3 separate regions of the Homo sapiens genome follow, and regions 2 and 3 are each linked to region 1. Evidence: chromatin contacts called from ENCODE Hi-C or POLR2A ChIA-PET data. All regions are on one chromosome and are shown on one strand. The core of a region is the stretch at or near the end of the contact, and the rest is flanking DNA. Distances in the headings are between cores, read along the strand shown. Region 1 holds the start of C16orf46 (chromosome 16 open reading frame 46). Region 2 overlaps CMIP (c-Maf inducing protein). Region 3 overlaps CDYL2 (chromodomain Y like 2).

What was found. A loop is a pair of places that touch in the nucleus more often than their neighbours do. ChIA-PET counts read pairs that join two places held with the same protein, here RNA polymerase II (POLR2A). Pooled maps may share reads with other maps.
Region 2: a loop to region 1 is called in a pooled map, with 3 times the contacts of the local background. The contact joins the enhancer-like site here to the promoter of C16orf46 in region 1. A Hi-C loop is called at or near these places in 4 of 50 pooled maps. POLR2A ChIA-PET finds 5 or more read pairs at or near these places in 2 of 52 experiments (BJ and activated B cell).
Region 3: a loop to region 1 is called in a pooled map, with 9 times the contacts of the local background. The contact joins the enhancer-like site here to the promoter of C16orf46 in region 1. A Hi-C loop is called at or near these places in 6 of 50 pooled maps.

What each region holds. Positions count from the first base shown.
Region 1 is chr16:81,075,416-81,080,186 of GRCh38, reverse strand. It overlaps C16orf46 (chromosome 16 open reading frame 46), which reads left to right and starts at 2,949. Exons shown (of 4, transcript NM_152337.3): 1 at 2,949-3,051. It overlaps C16orf46-AS1 (C16orf46 antisense RNA 1), which reads right to left. Exons shown (of 2, transcript XR_007065137.1): 2 at 3,589-3,763. RefSeq lists enhancers at 1,867-2,525, 2,638-2,687, 2,526-3,186, 3,278-3,417.
Region 2 is chr16:81,510,882-81,515,652 of GRCh38, reverse strand. All of the region lies in intron 1 of CMIP (c-Maf inducing protein), which reads right to left. Among named protein-coding and RNA genes, the nearest start is that of MIR7854, 21 kb to the left of the region's middle. RefSeq lists enhancers at 2,133-2,262, 1,970-2,800. Within about 2 kb of position 2,414, at least 20 of the 41 ENCODE cell types and tissues checked have a DNase peak (open chromatin) inside an H3K27ac peak, as active enhancers do.
Region 3 is chr16:80,654,050-80,658,820 of GRCh38, reverse strand. The region is part of intron 2 of CDYL2 (chromodomain Y like 2); the gene reads left to right. Among named protein-coding and RNA genes, the nearest start is that of LINC01227, 84 kb to the right of the region's middle. RefSeq lists enhancers at 1,735-1,874, 2,025-2,074. Within about 2 kb of position 2,045, at least 6 of the 41 ENCODE cell types and tissues checked have a DNase peak (open chromatin) inside an H3K27ac peak, as active enhancers do.

The DNA.
Region 1 (4,771 bases), core at 1,700-4,199:
AGTTTTGTCGTTAGCTTTAGGTTTTGTTTTGTTTTTTGTTTTGTTTGAGACGGAGTCTCGCTCTTTTGCCCAGGCCCTCCACCTCCCGGATTCAGGCAATTCTCCTGCCTCAGCCTCCAGGGTAGCTGGGAATACAGGCACCCGGACCACGACCATGCCCAGCTAATTTTTGTATTTTTAGTAAAGATGGGGTTTCGACATGTTGGCCAGGCTGGTCTCAAACTCCTGACCTCAGATGATCCACCCGCCTCGGCCTCCCAAAGTGCTGGGATTACAGGTGTGAGCCACCGCGCCTGGCCAGTTTTAGGTTTTAATAAACCACTAGGGAGCTCTGCATGGGCATACTACTATGAAAATGAGGCTGGCCATTCAGATCAGTTCCTCAGCAAATCAGAATTTCTGAATTTTTTCAATTTCTTTTCTTTTTCTTTTTTTTTTTTTTTTTTTTTTTTTGAGATGGAGTCTGGCTCTGTCGCCCAGGCTGGAGTGCAGTGGCGCGATCTCGGCTCACTGCAAGCTCCGCCTCCCGGGTTCACGCCATTCTCCTGCCTCAGCCTCCCGAGTAGCTGGGACTACAGGCGCCTGCCACCTCGCCCGGCTAATTTTTTGCATTTTTAGTAGAGACGGCCTTTCACTGAGTTAGCCAGGATGGTCTCGATCTCCTGACCTCGTGATCCATCCGCCTCGGCCTCCCAAAGTGCTGGGATTACAGGCGTGAGCCACCGCGCCCAGCTGCTGAATTTTTCCAATTTCTATAGTTTTTCTGGGGCTACTAAAAAGAGCACAGTTTAAAAAATTATGCTAACTACAAGCGTGTCTTTTTTACTGTGTTCTTTCAGACCAAATCACACCTTCCTTCCCATACTTAAAGAGGTGCCTTTCTTTACACCAGGATTAAATTCCTCTTTCTTCCCTGCAACAGGCCTTTCCTGCCGCCCAGGCTGGAGTGCAATGGTGCGATCTTGGCTCACTGCAACCTCCACCTCACGGGTTCAGGTGATTCTCCCACCTCAGCCTCCTGAGTAGCTGGGATTACAGGCGTCCATCACCACACCCGGCTAATTTTTGTATTAGGGTTTTGAAATGGGGTTTCGCCATGTTGGCTGGGCTGGTCTTGAACTTCTGACCTCAAGTGATTGACCCGCCTCAGCCTCCCAAAGTGCTGGGATTACAGGTGTGAGCCACCGCACCCACCCATCTCCCTTTAATTTTAAAAAATAGATATGGGGTCTTGTGACACTTCCCAAGCTGGTCTCAAGTGATTCTCCTGCCTTAGCCTCTCCTGTGAGTAACTGGTATTACAGACGCAAGCCACCACTCCTGGCTTTTTTTCTTTAAAATACATTTTATGTGTTAGAGGAAGTTTACAGTCACAGCAAAATTGAGGAGAAGGTACAGTTCTGTACGCTTCCATTCTCCGTTTTTGCAAAGTGGGATCTTACTATAAGTAGAGTTTCTGGTATCTTGACTCAATTCCTATGTTGACTTTTTATAAACATAACTAGCCAAACCCTTGTCCCTTCATGTTTCCACTCAATCATGCTATCGGGCTTTTACCTGCTAAATGCAGGAATAGTTAGTGTGAAGGAAGTCAGGTTCTAGATCCTCCAACTTCCCCATGTACTTGCCGTTAGGTTATTTAATTAATATTCATTTAGCAAATCTTAGTTAAGACTTTTGGTATACTTCCCAGAAACTTTTTTCTAATATGCAAGGTCTTGCACTGTTTCCCAGGCTGGAGTGCAGTGACACAATCATAGCTTACTGCAACCTTCAACTCCTGGGCTCAAGGGAGCCTCCTGCCTCAGCTGGGATTCCAGGTGTGAGCCACGGTGCCCAGCTGTTTTCAATAGATCTGAAGGAAGACCAAAACAAATTGTCAACTGATAAAACATTTAAATGTTTTTGGTTAATACTTACTAGCTTGAGATACAATAAAACCCCTTTTATTTGCATCTTCCTATTTATGTGAACAAGGTACCTAAGCTTACACGTATGAAAAAAGTTGGAATAGAATTATAGCTGAATCCGTCTCATTGGAGCAATCACAGTGCTAGAGAACTTAGATACCAAAATTTTTTTTGAGACTTGAGTTTTGCTCTCCAGGCTGGAGTGCAGTGGTGCCATCACAGCTCACTGCAACCTCCGCCACCCGGGTTCGAGCCAGTCTCCTGCCTCAGTTTCCCAAATAGCTGAGATTACAGGCGCCCGCCACCACACCCGGCGAATTTTTGTATTTTTAGTAGAGACACGGTTTCGCCATGTTGACCAGGCTAGTTTCGAACTCCTGATCTCAGGTGATACACCCACCTCGGCCTCCCAAGTGCTGGGATTACAGGCGTGAGCCACCGCGCCTGGCCTAGATACCGGTTTTCTACAGCAGAAATAGTCACACTTTCTAAAGCAGAAGGGCTTTGGAGTCAGACCCGAGCTGGAGTGGGGGATGCTTTGCGATCTCTCTTCAGCAAGCTGTTGTTTTAGGGACGTGGGGCCACCTTCCTTTATTTGTATAAAAGATGCCACTGCCCACTTAAGAGCTGTGCTGCTCCGGGCCAGCAGTTCAGCGAGTGCCCGTCGGCCTGGTGCTGTCGGTCACGTAAGTGGGCTCTTTGAGGCTCACAACGCGTCCTCCCTGGACGTTCTGGGCCTGTTAAGTTTGTGTCCGTGGGAAACGCTCACGGCGGTTCCCCAGAGGGCCGAGGGAGAAAAGTGAGGACGTTTCTGGCCGCCTGGCATCTGCTAAATATCCTAGCAGGCACAAGGGCTCCCCAACGGGACTCGCCGACCCGAGAGCCCGGGTGGGCCTCAAGCCCCGCCATCTGAGACCCTCCGTCGCTGGCCCTTCCGGCGGCAGCGCCCGGAGCGGATAGGAGATGCCACGAACCGCCTCGCCAGTGCTAGGCTTTGTTGGGCTACGTCACTTCCGCCGCGGTCCCGCCCCCAGCGTGGTCGTAACCCAAGGCAACGGCCCATCCGGCAGCGACCTGAGTAGCTCTTGCCAGTAGGCCGGGACTAGCTGTCTCGGGGCCTTCCATCCGCTTGGCCCCACAGGTAGGTGTGAGCGGCCATTTCTCCACCCCTGGGGCAAGGCCCGGGACCACTCCAAAGGCGACAGAGCGAGAGTCCCTGCCTCGTTCGAAAGGAAGCGAGAGGGAGCGAAAGGCAGAGGCACTATGTGCCGGGGCTTCCCCAGAGCGGGCGGGGTCTGGGGAGGGGCGGGGCCTGAGGAGGATCCGTTGGGAGCGGAACCCTTTAAGGGTGGGTAGACGGAGGACGGGGAGGAATTCGAACGGGCAATCCAGAACGCTTTTCTGAATGGGATAGTTTGAAAGAAGGGCAGGCGTCTTTGTGGCACGGTAGGAACTGGCGGAGGAAGGGGAAGAGCTAGATGAGGAAAAAAGGCTTATGGCATAAAGGGAGGAGCCTGATAGAGAAAGGGGTGTGGCCTGCAGGAAGGGGCGGGGCTAGATGAAGAGGTGGAGCCGAGCGTGATGCGCCTGGGCTTTAGGGGTGGCAGGTGGAGCGCGTGTGTTTGATGACTTGCGCTTTGCTGTGGACTGTAAGCTGTGTGAGAGTAGAGAAGACGGATGCTGCTTTAGCTTTTTATTCTCAGTGCTAGGTACTTAGTGAATTCATTAATGTGAGTTGAAAAAGGGGAAGAGTTTGAGACTGAGATTGGAATAGATGTGGTCTGATCGGGAGGGATGGTGTAGAAACTGCGCTCCTTGGCATCATTCTGTGAAATACTTGAGGTTCCTGTGACCTGTAGGCATATAATAAGCAGAAGGCACATATAATTAACAAGGAGGATAAAATTTATACTCTTGGAAATATGAACAAATTGTGCAAGTTGGGTGGCGCGGGTGCTTAACTTTCAGACAAAGGTTCAGCTCCTTCCAGTGTGTTTCTAAATGCGACTCCCAACTCATTTTCCTGTAGAAACTGTGTCACAAATGATCAGGATGCCCAGGTCAGTCTTCAGGACCTATTTAACTGGTTCATGTAAGTGAAGATTGGTCCTGTATTAAGAAACTTAACTTCTGCCATGGCTAACAATATTTCTAATGATTATTCCTTCATTCAGCATAGGTTGTTAAGGAGCCGACCCACAGGAACGTTCATTCAAATTCCAAATGAGGCTGCCAGAAACTCATCTTTCCCTGGTTGGAATTTAAGATTCCTTTAAACCTATAGCTTGTAGGAAGATGAGGGTGTGTGGCACAGTGGAGAGCCAATGAGAAGTTGAGGCAAGGTGATAAGGAGTTTTGAGAGATTACCATCTATCTGCTTTTGACATAAACAGCTTGCGTTTGACTTAATACCCTGGGCCTTGGTTTCTCCTGGTCCTTCAACATTCCCCTGCCCTTAATGGATTAGGAATCTGTCAACCAGGTATAGGAAGCTACGGTAAGATATTTGTAATCTGACTATATAGACAGACTGGCAAACATGTGGCACACTCTATTTTCTGGCAGACATAATTAATCAACCCCAGAAATTTTTCCTGCTATAGTCAGGTCATAAGATCCTTCTCAATACAACACTCTAGGTAGCCACTAGTTTGGAGTTGACAATTCAGAATTTTCTTTGTTTTGTTTTGAGACAGTCTCACCCTGTTACCCAGGTTGGAGTGTAGTGGTGCAATCTCGGCTTACTGCAACCTCTGCCTCTCGGGTTCAAGCGATTCTCCTGCCTCTGCCTTCCAAGTGGCTGGGACTACAGGCGTGAGCCACCATGCCTGGCTAATTTTTGTATTTTCGGTAAAGATGGG
Region 2 (4,771 bases), core at 1,165-3,664, 440 kb before region 1:
TACACATTTGCTAAAAGAATAAAGCCGGTGATGCTTCATTTGAGAGCCCCTCCAGCCCTGTGATTTCCTGATGGCCACTTAACGATGCTCTTGGGCTGACGAAACACGCCTCCCATTATCCCCAGCCCTGGCCCTGTGCTCCCAAAGCACTCAATAGTAAATCAATAGTGCGTTCTCTGAAACAGAAGCCCAGTGGTGCCCGCCCACCCAGCCTTCAAAGCCAAGATCAGCTGTGCCTCTCCTTACATCGCCACACACGTCAGTGCCCTCCAACACAGACCTTGTGTTTTTCCATCTAGAAGCGTGAGGGACCACAACGCTTCAAGGATGAGAATCAGAAGGCCAAGGTGTTCCTTTCAGCTGTGAGTCATTTTGAGGCCTCGCTGACAGGTGAGAGGGTTCAGCCTCACCTGCCCGGTCAATCCTTCAGCCCTAGAGCCCAGAATAAAGCACAGCCCCCAGTAGGTTTCTCTCTGCTGGAGTCATGCTTCTAGTTTAACTGGGAGAAGACGGTCTGGCACAGGGAAAAGGCTGAGAGCTTTGGGACAGGGCACTCCTGCCAGGACAGGCCACGTGGCCATGGGTCACCTCCTGGCCTCAGTCTCCAGCTCTGGAAAATGGGAAGGATATGACCTTCCTCCAGGGCTGTTGGGCCTGGCACACAGCAGGCCCTCGAACAACGATGCTCAGGGGAGTGTTCATCGCATTTTCTGTTACTGGACCCCAGCGCCCCACTTGGTCTGTGGTAGCTCCTCTGAAAGATGTTAGTATGAGCAACAGCTAGAGCCACCATGGCGCACACTGGCACGGCACACACACAGGCCAGGCAGCAGCCTAAGGATTGTGTATTAAGTCACTTAATCTTCACAACCACCCTGGGAAGCAGGAAATACTGTTTCCTCCACTTTACAGATAAGGAGACTGAGGCACAGAGAAGTCTGGAAACAAACCCACGGGGACCCAGGTTATAAGGGGTGAAGCCATGACCTTCTCCTGGGCTCTCAGGCTCCAGAGCCACCGCGATTGACCGCAACACTAGATCTACCAGGGGTGCCCATGCGGTGCTGAGAGCCACGCTAAAGTCTTAATTAATAGGCTGTCCCATCTAATTCTCACAGTACACCCATTTTGCAGATGAAGAATGGAGGCTCAGTGAGCGCAAACCACTTGTCTAAGGTCATGGACTAATGAGTAGCCAGCTGGGTTGGAACCTGGATGGTCTCGTCACACTCCTGACCACTGCACCCCAAGTTAGCCTCGTTCCTAAGGTCAAACTGGGCTGCCTCTTCCTCCCTCCTCATGCCACTTCTGGAAGCTTCCCTCACCCTGATCCTCTGGAGGTGGCCACACGCCCCCACAAAGGGGAAGCTTTCTCAGCCACCCTCCTCCTCCCTGCCTGCCCCACCCCTCCAACTGCATGGGCTGGGACACCTACCCTCTTCACCACAAAACCAGATGCAAATCCATTCCTCAAATAGACTGGAAGTGTCACCGGATTCTAGTCTCTTCTATAGTAAATACATGAAGTCAGTCTCCATAAACAAATGCATTATTTTAGGGATGAAGATTCACTGGACATCAACAAAGCTGGCGGCGTTTTTGTTTTGTTTTGTTTTTGTTGTTTTTCTTTTAAACTAGCAGCAGCAACCACAACGGAAACCCCATGGTCTGTTTTGGGGTCAAAACACAAAGCCTTCCTCTAGCCCCAGGATTGCACTGGGCAGTGGGGGCAAGAATGCCCCACCTAGGCTGAGGGAAGCGCAGCAAATATGGTTTGGGCAAAGACAACAGGGCAAAGGTTGCAAGTCAGTGGAATGAAAGCCAGCCCAGAGGATCCGAGAGCTGGAATCTTAAATATTCACACCAGGAAGTAATGGCACTAAGTCTGGAGCCAGCTAGGGCCATGCCTGTGTCCCTTGCAAAACGGCTTGGCCTGGAAACAGGAGGCAGCTCCACTCTGGGAATTGACCCATCTGACCCTTGCCCCATTGCCTAGACCCACGGGTCTGCACAGCAGCCAGGCCAGAACGGACCGGGGGGTTCCCAAGTCAGCACCCTCAGCACAAGCTGGAGGTACAATCCCAGCTCCACGCCGGCTCAGCCCCAGGAAGGTGTCCCCGACACGGCAGAGAAACAAAGGCCAGCTCTATTTGCAAACTGGCCTCCTGGAGAATCCCGGGGTGGAAAGGAGCCCACTCCAGCCAGGTGGTATGGCAGATCAGCTTGCAGTCCTGTCATTCACTCAACAGCCGTTTCCGGAACACCTACTATGCGTGGGGCCCAGGCCAGCCGCGCTGGCTGTCTCCTCAACTCCAGCCTCTTGCTGGGACCTTGGCAACCAGGCCCAAGAGAAAGGCGGCTCCTCTGAATAGCCTGCTGGCAGGAAGCCCCACACTCTGGGTCTGGTGAGCAGCAACGGATGCAGGCAGGCCCCGCTCTACGAAAACTCGATCTAGGGGGAGAATCTTCCAACCTACCAAGAAGAGGAAAGAACTCAGAGGTTTACCAGAGGGCAAGGGATCAAAATCAAAACTCAAAAGCTCCCACCAGCCAAAAATGGGCCAACCGGAGCATCCAAAAGAATAGTAACTGCAAGGAATTGAAATTCATCAAATAAGCCGGACATGGTGGCTCACGCCTGTAATCCCAGCACTTTGGGACGCTGAGGAGGGCGGATTGCTTGAGACCAAGAGTTTGAGACCAGCTTGGGCAACATGGAGAAACCCCATTTCTACTAAAAATGCAAAAATTAGCTGGGTGTGGTGGTGCGTGCCTGTAATCCCAGCTACTTGGGAGGCTGAGGCAGGAGAATTGCTTGAACCCAGGAAGCAGAGGTTGCAGTGAGCTGAGATCATGCCACTGCACTCCAGCCTGGGTGACAGAGTAAGACTCTGTCTCAAAAAAAATTATTATTTTAATTATAATTATTTTGTGGCCAATTAATTTTATTAATAAAAAAGAAATTCATCAAATATAAATTTAAATCCATGAATTCATGTTGATATTTAAAAAAAAACCTTTGGAAGATGCTACAAAATCAGTTTATTACTCTAAACTTGATACAAAGGGGAAGAGTGAAGCATTTCTGCTGCCTTTCCTGTACACACTAAACATTGCAACAACCATGTAGCTGATGAAGTGAAGCCCTTCTTCGGATGATCCCATCTGACAAATGAGGAAGGAAAGGTAGAGCTAAAACACCTGCCCTTTGCAATCTCTAATGAAATAATGCACCTGAGCAGTGATTGCTGGTGCCCACTGGAACATGAGCAGGAAAGGTGATGGGGGTGGTGATGGATAGATCAGGCAGCCAGCACCAGAACCTGCCCATCAACCACAGCAAGAAAGACCCCCACCAAGGCATGAGGGACCCTGGAGTGAGGCAACTGGAAGTGCACAGAAACACCTACCTAGAGAGGAATCATGCCGAAAATTTTAATCCAAATCAACCAAATCTCTAGATCAGTGCTCTCCAATAGAAATACAATGCAAGCCACATGTTTAAAACTAAATATTCTAGTAGCCACATTTTAAAAAAGTAAAACAGGTGAAATCAATGTTAATAATATATTTTAACCCAATATATCAAATATATTATCACTTCAACATATAATCAATACAAAAAATGAGTAGTGAGATACTGTATATTTTTTTTCATACTAAGTCTTCAAAATCCAGTGTGCGTTTTACACTTAGAGCACATCTCAATGAGGACCTCATTTCAAGTGCTCAGCGACCATGTGTGGCTGGTGGCCGTGGTATTGGACAGCACAGGTCTAAAACTAACTAGAGGCCAGGTGCAGTGGCTCACACGTGTAATCCTAGCACTTTGAGAGGTAGAGGTGGGCAGATCACTTGAGCCCAGGAGTTCGAGACCAGCCTGGGCAACATGGTGAAACGCCATCTCTACAAAACATACAAAAAATTAGGCAGGCGTGGTGGTGCACACCTGTAGTCCCAGCTACCAGGAAGGCTGAGGTGGGAGGATCATCTGAGCCTGGGAAGTTGAAGCTGCAGTGAGCCACGATCATGCAACTGTACTCCAGCCTGAGCAACAGAGTGAGACCTTGTGTAAAAACAAACTAGGAATTCACAAGGTATGCAGGAAATCTACAGGAAATACAGGGAACAGAGGAATGTGTTAAATGACACCATGAGGAAGCAATCAGCAAAACTCAGAATATGGAAAATTCTACAGGGCAGATGACTAACTTAAAGAGATTGTAAAACCTTCAGTAAGCAAATACAGGGTGTAGACCACGTCCGGAATCTTAAATGAGCAAACCAATAGTAAAAATCATGAATGAAATAACTAGGGAAATGTGAACATTGGACATTTGATATCAAGGAATTATTGTTAGTTTCTTAGGCATGAGGATGGTATTACATTTATATCTATTTGTTAAAAGATACTTTATTTTTTAGAGATTCCTATTTAAGTCATTTCTGATGAACTAACAGCATGTCAGGGATTTGCATCTAAACAGTGGCTGGGAGAGAGGGAAGCATACAGAGGCAGCTACACCCCAAGACTCATCATAAGCTGGGAACTGTTGAAGCAGATGATGAGTACATGGGGGTTCATTTTACTCCCCCATGCTCTCAGTATATGTTTTAAAATTTCCCAAAGTTAGGCTGGCAGCTGTGGCCCAAGCCTGTAATCCCAGCACTATGGGAGGCCGAATCAGGTGGATCACCTGAGGTCAGGAGTTCAAGACCAGACTGACCAATATGGTGAAACCCCATCTCTACTAAAAATATAAAAGTTAGG
Region 3 (4,771 bases), core at 796-3,295, 420 kb after region 1:
GGAAGCAGCCATTTCTCTAGGAGCCCTTGTTTATTTTAGTGGGATTGTTATTTAGAAACCAACATGTGGGATCTACATAGCTCATTGCTATTTGGGTTTCATTTCTTCTAAGCCTTTTCAGCTGACAGAGCTAGGAAATATGTATAATTTTTAAAATCATGAATTCTTACCAATACCTATGATCCATTTTAACCTCACTGGATTCTTCCTTGCCTCTCTGCATCCCATATTTGTATGTCTTCTTCCACAGAGAGAATCCTATTTCTCCACAATATCATATATTTACTCATTTTCTCAATCCTGAACTACTCATAAAATAATCTTAGAATTGCTCCATTCTTACCACAGTGAAAAGCAAACCCACTAAGAAGAGTTCAAGATTTATCTGTTGTATATTCATAATATTATATCCAAAAGTTATTTGTATTTGTTCTTCCCCTCTCCCCTTTTGATGTGGTTATGTTATTCCTTTGAAAGACGATTAGGTTTATTTCTTTCTCTTTTCATTTAGTTTATTTCCACCCCCCATCTTTATTGCTTTTATTTTATATCTTAACATGTTTTAACATACTTCCAAAAATTAAAACAAAAAGATATCCTCAAAGAAGGGTCACCTCTTCCCCATCCCTTTTACTCAATTTTCCCTGCCAACCACTTGTGATAATCAATTTCATTGTTTTCTGGTTTATTCTTCTTGTGATTTTTTTTTTTTTGGAAAAAAAAGCAAATTTATGTTATTTTCCCATCTTTTTTTTTTACATTTAAAGGTAAAGTACTTTTCCACCTTTCTTCTCTTTATTGGAATGTATACTGTGTAAACCACTCCATATTCATAGAGATAGCTCTTTCTTTTTTAGAGCGACATAGTATTCTATTGTGTGGGTGCATCGTAGTTTATTTCACCAGTCTATGCTTGCACATTTAGGTAGTTTCCAGTATTTTGCAGTTATAGATAAAGCTACAATAATTTTATGCATATATATATTTGTACCATTGGAAGTACAGTTTTCCTGTTAAATTTCTAGAAGTGGGATTGCTGGGTTTCGTGAGAGTAAGTGCATAAACAGTGTTGTCAGATACTGCCAAATTTCTTCCCATCACACTTGTACCTTTCTGTATCTCCCCCACAATGAAGATAATGCCTGACTCCCCACATTCTCTGTTGCAGAGTATATTGTCAAGGTCTTGAATTTTTGCCAAGCATAAGATGCATGAGAAATGGTATTTCAGTGTAGTTTTAATTTTCTTTGTTATGAGTTTTAATGTGCACTATTCTTTTGGGTGGATTTGGAGCCATTTCTTCTATTTAAGGGCCATTTTTGTGTAATGCTGTGGATTGTTTGTTCTGTCTTTTGTTCATTTTTTCCTGAAGGAATTTTTGGTCTTCTTATCTTCAGTGTTTAAAAGTTCTTTACAATTGGGGATATTAGCCTTTTATCTGTGATACACAACTGTTTTTCCCAGTTTGTCATTTGCTGTTTAATTAGTTCTTTATGCTATTCACTGTCCTTGTTTCCTTTCTGTCTGCTTTTGTTTGAACATTTCTTGTTTATTTTAAATGAATGTTTTTCTTGCATCTGAGCATTTGAAATGTTCCTATTTTAAAGTCCTTGTCAAATTGTTTCATGATGTTAATTTAATTTTATTTGGAGTAATTCATGTTTTGAGTATTGATTTTGCTGGCTTGTTTTCTAAGCGTGAGCTGTCTACAAGTTTTGGTATTTTGGTGTGCAGGCTCATTTCAAGAGCAAAGTTTCTGTTTTGTTTTCGTTTCTCGTTCCTTCTCTCTCTCTCTGATAGTTTTGTGTTCGCCTCTACCTGGTCCTGAGATCCTAATAAAGCCTTAGCCGTGGATATCACATCCCTTGGTTACTGTTTTACTGCCTTCAGGGTGGACAGCTCACTTCATCCCCTGGCTTCCAGCTCTAAGCCTGGGCTCCCCCTCCCATCTTGCAGGGAAGACTTAGTCCTTGTTGCCTTTGAAGAACCCACATCTTCCCTCCCCTCTCCCACCCCACTGACTGCTTTGTGTCAGTGTTGTGCCTCTCATACGCAGAGATGATTATCTCGTTTGTGAGCCCGGCTTCATCTTATTGACTCTCTCCTTTTGTATTTTATCTGTCGCTTCTGTATGTTTGGAACAGGGGCACGGTGTCAGCACGTGAGTTTATGGAGCCTTCTTAATGGGAAATACTCCTTTGTACGCTAAAGGAGGGAATGTTGGAAGTCTTGAGGGGAACAGAAGGAAGGAAACTAGCATGATGGGGGCTTTCCTATTTTCCAGATATGTAGCATGCACCATTTCCTTTACTTCTCAGCTGCCCTCCCATTTCACACGCAGGACAGTGGGGGCACAGAACAGGCGAGCAAGTTGTCCAGCCCTGCAGCCCATGAGGGGGATGTGGGATCTGAATGCAGGCAGTGCCCCCGACTGGACGTCACCCTGGCTTTTGGGCTCAGCAGAGCAGTTAGTCCCCTCTGTGCCTGGAATGCCTAATCTTTGGCCTAGGCCTGGGTGTGGGGTTGGGAGTAGGAGAGGCATGATTAGGGACACTCACCAATTAGTTCCTCCTTTTTGAATGCCTTGGTGTCCTCCAGCTGACATTGGAGAAGTGCCTGGAGTGTGCTGGGCACTTTATTGACCCCAGGTCAGTTCTTTAATTGATTGAGTTCAAAACAGCCCGAAGAGTAGGTACTTTTAGCCCCTACCTTTTAAAATACTAAGTAAGATTGAATCTCATTTCTCATATTTTGTGGGAACAAGGAGACCAATGCTCAAGAGCTCGTGTGGCTTCCTTGCTTCTCCCATTAGCAAATGTAGGGCTGGGATTATTTCCATGTCCTCTGACTGCAGAGCCCTAAGCTTCCACAGTTCCAACATGTTCTGTTTCTCACAGCGTCTTCCCTGCCAGCTTGTTGCTGTCACTCGGGAAGCATGATGCTCCTGAAGGAGAGGGACCTCGAGGACTGCTCGGTGAGAGGGCAGAGTCTGAGGGGCTCTGGAGGCACCATTCCCCTGCGTCTCCTGGAGAGAAGGCCCGTTTCAGCCACCCGCATCCAGAATTGCACACATTTTGAATCCAGTACTCAAGGAGGCTCTGATCCCTGCTTGGCTCAGAGGTGTTGCATCTTTCTAAGTTTATCGGAGAGGCGAGCCCAGTGTCCTGGCAGAGGGTAGGAGGGTCTCTTTGCCTCTGCTAGTTTCATGGCTTATTTGGTAAGATGGCCTCAGGGCCCTCGTCTCTTCGGGTGCTTCTCCACCCTGTTGCGCTAATGGAAAGACCATGAGATTTGGGTTCACGAACACCTCCCCTCCCTGCATCACTCTTTATCACATCACCCTATTGTTTTCCAATCTGTAATTTTTTTAGGTATTAGTTACTTGTTAGCTTTTCATCTCCCCAACCCAAAGCAAGCTCCATGAGGGCACAGGCCCTATTTCTCTACTTTCTTTTGGATCCCCATCACCTGGTAGATACCTAGCCCATAGGAGGTGGCAAGTAACTAGATTTTGAATGAATGAATGAATAAAATGAGGAGATGGCTGGCTCCAATCCTGGCTCTTCCATTTACAATCTCTGTGACTTCCAGCAAGGTACTCACTTTTCCTTATCTGTAAAATGGACTAACTAGAATGGCAAATGTATAAGACTGTTCAATAATTGACACCCAGCCTTAGAGCTGCTCAGAAAAGGCCTGGCCTGGCCCCAGCAGGGATGGATGTCCCCAGGCTCTGGGCATCTGGTGACACCCTGCGCCCACCAAAAGCAGCTCCCATGAGGTGAAGCCTCCACGAACGGGACCGTGCCCTGGATCTGCCTGGGCCGCTGCAGAAACCACAGCCAGCTCTGTCTGATTAGGAAGGCCTTCTGAGTTGCTGAGGGTTTGAGATTAACCCTGAAGGAACAACTCCCTCTACACAAGCCTTGTAATTAGACACTCGTGTTTACTCTCCGAAGTTCACTGAATCATTTTACCTGGTGTCAGGAGCTGCATCTTGATGTTTGACAAAGCCTGATTGCTTTTGGTAAGGGAACAATACAAAACTGGGGCTTCACAGAAGCTGTGGGTGGCACAGGCCCATCTCCATGCCGGGCAGCTCTGATGTCTGAAGCGTTGCCTTGCATGTAGCAGGGTTTGGTGGAGCGTTTTCTGGTCCCTGCCTTAGGCCTGGTCCTTGAGATTCCAAGATTCCCAATGCCATTTATGAGCCTGAGCCCACCCGGAGGTGGACCCAGGGCCCTGTATGCAGAGGGGCAATTCCTGTAGGCTTCTAGGTGCCACGGGTGTTATGCAGCGCTGGGCTCTGAGTGTGCCAGTGGCCTTGCCTTCAGACATTATGTTATTAGAGAGACAGCAAATATTACCAGAATGGTGTTGTGCTAAGCTGGGCATGATGATTATAAAGCAAATAAGAGCCACCATTTATTCCTGGTTTACTGTGTGCTGCTTCTTTAAATGTTATCTTACTTGATCCTCATATCCTGCTCACCAAGGATCAGAACACGGAGCCTGTCCAGGCTGTGTACACACAGTAATCTTCCTTAGGAGGGGCATGGGACAGGTTGGCTTCCCGGGCTGGGCTTCTGGTTGGGTTCCGGAGTCTCAGTCTCTGTAGTGACTTTTTCCCAACCCAGCCCGGCAGAGCGCTGAGCACATGGTCAGTGCCTGTCTGCGTCTCCTTGCACCCTTCTTCCCCAAATCACCACGGCTGAGCAGAGTCATCGTGAGATGTGGCTCCATCCTGCACGGGGCAGTCACTCACTTCATT